Regions from separate parts of the Homo sapiens genome. Here region 1 is linked to region 2. The links are chromatin loops, found by intact Hi-C in ENCODE. Cell type or tissue: mammary epithelial cell. All regions are shown on one strand.

Region 1 (4,000 bases), 640 kb after region 2:
CTCCCTCCCGGGTTCAAGGCCGCCCTTTCTCTGCCTCCTCATTTAGAGCAATCCTAACATTTTAGGTCGCTCCTGAAGCCTCCTCAGTCCCAGGCCACGTGGTGACTTCCGTGGGCCTAAGGCAGACTCCTTCTTCGTGAGAAACTTATTAAAAATTTTGTTTTACCACTCCATTGGTATGAAGATGAATATATTGATAGACATTAACACATTTTCTTCGACCCAAAAATTACCGGGTATTTTTATACGAAAAAAATTAAACCATTTTCCTGGGCCCCTCAAAATACTCGGGGCCCCCAGGCCCAGGGCTCGCAGTGCTGAAGTCACCGGGCCGGGACCGCCTTGGCATCTGGCCCCGTCCGCGCTCGCCCTAAGAGGTCCATTTTCAGACGTCATTCTGGGGCGAGGGAAGGGGATCCGCGTCCAGCCGCCAGTCACCGGGTACAAAAGGCGGCCAGCAGCCCCCGTGGGATGACCTTGGCAGGCCTCTCAGCTCAGGAGTCATAATTGGAGTCGCTGGCTTTGTGGGGAGTGCCGGAGAAGACCTGGAAAGCATGGCCTCTCCCTGGAGCCGCTCCTATTGCTCTGGGGTTGTCCATGCGCCAGGGTCGGCGGCCAAGTCACAGAAAAAGTCTCCGGGTGGGAGAGGCGGCTGGGTGCCCTGAGTGGGGAGCTCTCCTTCCACACATCTACGCATTCCCCACGCTCGCTGGCTCAAGGGACACCTAAAGGTGGGTGGGCTTCTTAATTCCCCCAGAATGCGCCCCCTCCACTGTTTGCCCTGTCTCCCGGCCCCCAACTTGGACTTACGGCCCCAGGGCCACCCCACATTCCCTCCCCACCTGGTGCCACATGCTGACTTCGGGGCCAGTGAGATGGCAGGGCCCTCTGTGGGGACAGAGAAGTCACCAGGCATTGGGAGCACGCTCAGTGTGTGGCTCCCCAAAGCCTCCCTTTCCTTTCTGGAGGGCTCAGAGCCTGGCTGACTCCTATGGCAGTGCTGGGTCCTGTGGTGTGGCCCGCGTTGCAGAGGCAGTGGCCACTGACCACTGGAGGTTCCTCTGGCCTTGCAAGTTCTTTCCACAAGGGCACCACGAAGCTCCGCTCCTCCGTGGGGCCAATGCTCCCCCAGCCTTGCAGGCGACCCTCCCCAGGCTCTGCTACCTTCCCTTTTTTTTTGACCTCCAACTTGCAGTCCCCACCAACAAACAGGGCCCTGTCATTTTGAGAAGTGCATTCAGTGGTCCACTCTTCCCAAGTCGAAGTCCACAAACCCCATCTCCACTTGGAATCCCCAACCCCACCCTAGACCTTGCCTCTGTGAGAGGAGGCACCAGCGACCCACTGGCATCATGGTTGGGTTGGGCAGGGGAGGGTGGAATTAGGATTCCCCTCTCAGGCAAGAGATTCAAAAGCAGAGAGGACAGGGCCTGCCTGAATCCTCCATGTTGAAAAGCCAAAGGCCAGTGCCTGTCCCAGGTACCCCTGGGTGCTGTGACCCACCGTGTCCTCTCTCCTTTCTGCCTCCCTCCCTCACTCCAGCTTCCTTGCTCTCTGGCAGAGTCCCATCTACAAGGACGACTGAAACTTTATAGGGCATGATTCATCGGTGGCGCACCCCTTGGAGCCGAGGCGCGTATTACATTAATCAGTGTCAGACCACTAAAACCAAGATATGAATATGAATTCCCCATATTGCAGGCGAGATAAATGTGCTGGTGAATGAAATTGATCAGAGGGCGGTGGGCAGGATGGTGGGAGCAGGGAGATTTCAGAGACTCCAGCTCAACCTTTGGGCTGGGGCTGCCAGGGCTGTAACACAGAACGCGGGAGCCCGGGACCAGATTTGTGTCTTGTTCCCCCCCCCACACACACACACCCCTCCAGAAAAAGCCCAGTATAACCAGAAAAGGGAACTTTTCTATAGGAAACCCATTTCTGATGACAAGAAATGTCTGGAAATTGGTCCTGTGGACAATCTCCCCTTAGTCTGTTCAGGGACTGTCTCCTCCCTGCTGGCCACAGAGCAGCTGCCACCTCTGAAACCATCCTGGGCACTGCTGAGGTAGGGAAGCCCCTTTCCTCAGGCAGAAAGCTCCTCCAGAACTAACAGGGCTTTGTTTTTAGAAGCAAAGGATATTTGTGGATTTTCTATGTCCACTCCAGATTTTTCAGGAGCTGAAGCACCAGGCACGTGGGGTGTTCCCATGGGAGCCTGCACACCTAGATGGCTCCCGTGGCCAGAAAGATGTAAACAAATAGTGCCCAAAGGACAAAAATGCCTTCAGTGCTCCATCACAAATTCATTTTAGCTTTTCACTGGAGAAAAATAATTCTGAGGCTGGCGATCTGATTTCCTTGTATGGAAAACCTAGCTCTCAGGAAGGTGCACAGACCTTTCATGACTCTAGGCCACGCAGCTCAGTAGCCAGGACTCCCAAGGATGAGCACGTGCTGGCCGAGCCACCTCAGCAGCAGTTCTTGTGGGGGTGGGGGGGGTTCCCAAATGTCTTGCATTGACAAAAAAATCAGGAAAGGGTGGAAATAGGGGTGTGCAAAGCAGCAGGCGCCAGCACAGACCATCCAATTTGATTCAGGGAAATAAAGAGCTGAGCTTGCCCAGGGGCAGAGAACTCTACCTGGCCCACCTGAATCCAACCTGCTGTTTCCAGCGTCACCCAGAAGGCATCTCCCAGCACACTGGTTGCTGGAGCAGCATGTCTCTGTGGCTGGGAACACAATTCCTCACCAGAGGCGAAGGGCGTAGCTGGTCAAGTCTCTCTAGAGACACGATTTGGCTAAGGACACAAGATCCATTTGGGCCCAGCAGTCAAAGTAGGCTCTAGGGCCCCATTGCAGAACCTCTGGAATGATGAGCCCAGGGCTCTGATGATCCATGAAGGACTAGGGCCGAGGGCAGATGAGAAACACCTCTCTGATTTAGCAAGGAAGGCACTGGACAGTAAGAGCACCCCACGTAGAGCCCAGTGCCCACTCCCTCCAAATGCCAGTAGCCTAACCTGCAGGCCCGGCACTCCCCCAAAACACACAAAAAGAACCAGTGGGTGCAGCCTTGGAACACAAATTGGTTCCCATCACTACAAATGCAGGCTCGTGCCCACGGAGCCCCAAGGCCCAGCGCCCCCAGAGTTGCCCCCACACCCCAGGAGCGAGATGGGCGCTGCTCAAGGCCGCATTCCGCTTTCGGACCATAGAGGGCGCCTGGAGCACGTCCATTCCGACTGCGGAGCTGCTCCCCGGGGCCCGGCCCGAGTCCGTCCGCCCGCGGTCCACTCCACTCCGCTCCGGCCCGGCTCCTCCCTGCCTCATCCCACCCCGCCCACTCCCCGCTCCCCGACGCGCCCCCGGTGTCCTCGGCCCACTTGCCCTACGCGGCGCCCTTCGAGCCTCCTCTTCGCCGCTTTTCCTCCCGCCTCGGGGCAGGGAGAGGACCTTCCCCTCTACAGGGACCAGGAACGGGGTGGAGGGCTGTAGAAGGATGCGGGCGTCGGGAGCGGGTAGGAGCCGTGGACTGGCACCTCCTAGTCCTAACGCGAGCCTCCCTCTTTCCTGGAACCTCTGAAAAGACACCAGCGCCCCGACTTTCCCCCTCGCTTCGGCCATGCACGGAGTCCCCACGCGCAGCACTGGCGCCAGTGGGTCTCGAGCAAGCCGGGAAGGGCGGGTCACAGGCTGGGGGTGCGAGCGGAGGACGGCCGCTCTGACCTCGGGACTCGGCTCTGACTTCGGGACTCGGCCCTGTCCCCACTAGACCGTTTTTCCCGGCAGCCCACATCCTCGCTGGCAGTTTTGGAAATGTTTGCTGGCTCAGTTTTCACGCATTCAACGCTGAGTCGCCTGCGCCCTGAAGGCCCCGCGCCGGGTCCGCAAAGCCTCCTGAAGGTGCCTGCTGCGGCGCGTGGCGCGCGTCCCGCTCCGAACCCACTGATGCTGATGTCCCGGATCCGCAGCGATGTCCAGGCTCCTAGGCCTTTCCCCA
Region 2 (4,000 bases):
AGTTAAAACAAACTGGACCATACAACCCCAATAACATGTCAGATTGACAACACAACCACCCAGAGAAAAGAAGGGCTCCAGATGACATCGGCACACTGTGCACTAACTTTCATCTTCCATGAAACTTATTCTAAGGACAACAAAGAAATCGAAAATATTCTAACTTTACTCATTGGTTTAATTGAATGTATTAACAGTGGTATATGATTTTTAATCTATTTTATATATTTTGGATGAAACAAACAAGCAAATATACAAACACTAGAAGCCATGACTTCAAGTTTAAGGAAAAAGAGATACAAACATAAAATCATAGGCATCAAAAATATGATCATTTTAAACATAATTCAAAATATTAATATGTGTTCATAATTTTTCATGTATTTTTACTATTTCTATACATTGAAAAATCTAGAAGCGATGACTCCTGGTAGTAATGAACATACCTTTCACCCACATGTTGTTTTATAAATATTTCTCCCTACTAACTGGAACCAAGTCTTGTTGAAAGAATAGTGGTTCTAGTTCTGAAGCAGACAGTATACAAAAAGAGCCTGGATGTGTTGTTGGACCCAAAGGGCTAACACCAGCATATCAAAAGGATGCTGGAGCAAGGTTGGTAGGGGAAGCACAAGTCAAACTGGAGTGACTTTGGCATCAAAAGACATAATAAATACAAGTTGTTATAAAAAAAAAATCTTTGAGACCATAGTACATTGAGAAAGAGAGAAAGAAACACATTTGGCCACATTGGGGTTTATTATTACACCAGAACTTTGTTGTAAATTTTTTTTGTTTGTTCTTGTTTTTTTTTTTTTTTTTTTGAGACTGAGTCTTGCTCTGTTGCCTAGGCTGGAGTCCAATGGTACAATCTCGGCTCACAGAAATCTCTGCCTCCTGGGTTCAAGAGATTCTCATGCCTCAGCCTCCTGAGTAGCTGGGATTATAGGTGCCCATTACCATGACCAGCTAATTTTTTTTGTATTTTTAGTAGAGATGGGGTTTCACCATGTTGGCCAGGCTGGTCTTGAACTCCTGACCTCAAATGATCCCCCCGCCTCAGCCTCCCAAAATGCTGGGATTACAGGCGTGAGCCACCATGTCTGGCTGTAAAATTATACAAGTAGAGGAAAAGAACTAAGCATCTATTTTGTCATGTTTGTTTGTTTAGGAAGAGGAAGAGTAGCTCATCTGCAATTGAAGGAAGAAAGTTCTTTATAGAAGAATGCTATCTAATAATTATTTTAATGACAGTCGTAAAAAAAACCACCATTCTGTAAATCCCATAAAAGAGATTGGTGCCAGGTAAAGGCTGTCAATAGATATGAAATCATTATTTGTGGGTTGCTGATGAAAAAAGAAATACATTTAGAATGGAGAGGTTGGTGTGTAATGACTTTAACTAAGCAATCAAAATTAGCATCACTAAAAATGTGACCACATGGCATTGTGTCCCCTGAAGTGGGGCAATGAGAAGCACATGGCTGGTAAAGTGTTACTGACAAAAATATCTGATCTGAAGCTTTTTGAGCTCTTGGCTGTAGCTTGTGGCTTATTGGGAAATACAGGGGAAGAAGCTGATACACAAATCCTATAACTAATTAGGCAGTTTCCTTACTAATGACAGTCAACGAAAAGTATGTCTCCTGGCTCCTCAACAAAATGAATGGACCTGGGCCAACCTGCTTACCTGCTGGTTGCTGACTCACCTGTGACCTGTGCCATGAACACTTACAAGCTACTTCCAACTCTCTCTCTCTACCTACTTATACATTTGGGCTTCAGGTTGATGTTAATATCTATTGTACAAAATCCCACAGGTATTTTATTCAGCAGAAGAGATAAAGCAGTGCACCGACAGTATCTCTGCTGTTCCATGTGACCCAACTCTACATAGGCGATTCCTTTTGGTCGTGAACAGGGGATGGAGCACTGAGGAAGGAGACAGAGATTAGCCTGATGCCCATGTGGGCAGAAGGCTGCCCTGAAGCCTGCCCTGCGTACAGGTTACAAGCTGCAACACCAAGGCCATCCCATACTTTCAGGATGTGATAGAAGTGCCTTGTGGACAGTGATTTGCAATTTTTCCAAAAATGCAAAAGCCAAGACAGAGATGTCTTGAAAAGCTGATTTGGGGTGAAAATTCAACACCCAACGTCTGATTAGCAGTGGAATTTAGATTTAAGTAAAAGGAAACGATGTTTTGCAAAATAGGGGTGCTGTGGGAATTTGACATGACGTGGGAGTAAAAAATTGTGGGTAGAAAACTATAAATAAGTGTCTGGATTCTACAAGGAAAAAAAAGTCAAACAAAGTGGGCCCCACTGAAGACAGGGCAGAGAAGGCTTGGGGAGACGGGAGACATGTGTGGATCCCCCTTTGCACTGGACATGTAATGAGATGCGCCCCTCTTTCAGTCCTCATGAAGTCATCAGTACGCTCAATCACTAATCAAAGGTTTTCACTAATCAACGGTAATCACTAATCAAGGGCTTTAGGGATGAGGCTTCCTGGGAAAACCCAAGGAGGAGAACGAGGTCAGGTTAGAACAGCCGCTTGTTCTGCAAGCACTGCCTGGTAATCCTGCCTCTCTAGTCTCCTAGCGGAGGGAAAGGATCGTGCTGTCATCACATCTGTTTCTTTGCGTATAGTCGCTCTAAGCAAGGACTTGGTGAACAAACAGAACTTTGTTCTTCATGAAGTTGAAAAGTTATGAGACCATGAGCGCAGTGGGCCAGAAAAGGGAGAGAGGGAAGCAGCATTTGAGCTTCAGTGTGTTAATCTGCCCCTGGGTGTCTTCCATAGTTTCATGTACTGTTGAACCCAGGCTGCATTCAGCTGTGTTTTGCATATGCTTGGTGAAAAAGAAAGCAGAGGTGGAAGGAAGGAGGGACAGAAGGAAGGAAGGAAAGGAAAAAGAAGGGAGGAAAGAAGGAACAAAGGAGAGAGGAGAGAAAGACAAAGGAAATGGGAGAAAAGGAGACAAATAGGGAGAAGGAGAGGAAGAAAGAAAGAAAAGTAGGGAGAAGAGGAAGAAAGGATGAGGGGAGAAAAAAAGGGAGGAAGAGAGGAAAGGGGATGGAGGAAAGGACAGATGAAGGAGAGAAAGGAAGAAGAAATGGAGGAAGAGGCAGCAGAATGAGGAGGAAGAGAAAGGGAGGGAGGAGAAGAAAGAGAAGGAAAACGGGGAAAAAAGAAAAGAAAGCCCTGTGCTTTTAACGAGCTCAGATTCTCACATGTTTTCTCTCTAATTCAACATTCACCATGAAAAGAAAAAAATTGACTTTAAAAAATGATTCAAGCTCTAATAAACTGCTTTCATGGTTTATCATATGATAATTTTTTTAGATGGCTAAGATATTGTGGGAAAAGGAAAAACGCTGTCTTTCTTAATGTAATGAATATGTTACCATCTTATTAAAAACATGTAGGCATTATTTTTCATTTCAAAATTTAAAATAACCATAAAATAAAGTTTTATGAACTGTTTCTGTGTTGTGTATATGAAGAAACTACTCACCGGCTTAAAAATTAATCATTGATTTTAAATAAATTTTAAATAAAAATCAAATTTGCTCCCTGCAAATTTAACTAGAGTAAAGTTATATTGCTATAAATTAGTTTTCTATGTAAGAAATAACGAACAAAACCATTCCACATAAGAGAGTGGTGGCTTGTGTGTTTGTTTTAATCAGCCTCTCTCCGTCTTTCTCTCTTTTGCCTACATAATCTTCAGAGGAAAATGTTCGAAGTAAGTGACACTGAAAATGTAAACCTGGTAGCAGCCTCTTCTCCAACTGCAAGACCAATTTCTAAAACCGGTTTGATCATTAAGGGTTGCTTTGTAAACATCTGTCTTTACAAATGGTGTGTGAATAAAGGAAGCTCTCCCAAACCAGCCCAGCTGTGAGCTCCGCGCCCCACGCGAATGTGTCCTGCCGCCCTGGGAGCTCCTTTGGCCAGCTCATCCCTCACCTGGGTTATGGCAGAGGGTTTGGAA

The links. Hi-C counts contacts between places; a loop is a spot of excess contacts. Peaks named below come from ENCODE experiments on the same cell type or tissue, not always from the same donor. Only the 100,000 strongest peaks of a DNase experiment are listed, where the experiment ranks them.
Region 1: a loop joins it to region 2, with 4 times the contacts of the local background. A loop is called at or near these places in 1 of 110 quality-filtered maps.

The regions. Positions count from the first base shown.
Region 1 is chr5:3,602,307-3,606,306 of GRCh38, reverse strand. It overlaps LOC107986399 (a long non-coding RNA gene), which reads right to left and starts at 747. Exons shown (of 2, transcript XR_001742554.2): 1 at 1-747. In mammary epithelial cell, a CTCF peak has its summit at 3,208; DNase peaks (open chromatin) are centred at 1,626 and 3,366; H3K4me3 peaks cover 977 bases; H3K27ac peaks cover 3,885 bases.
Region 2 is chr5:4,244,311-4,248,310 of GRCh38, reverse strand. No RefSeq gene overlaps it. Among named protein-coding and RNA genes, the nearest start is that of LINC02063, 110 kb to the right of the region's middle. In mammary epithelial cell, no CTCF peak of the experiment used is centred here; a DNase peak (open chromatin) is centred at 1,670.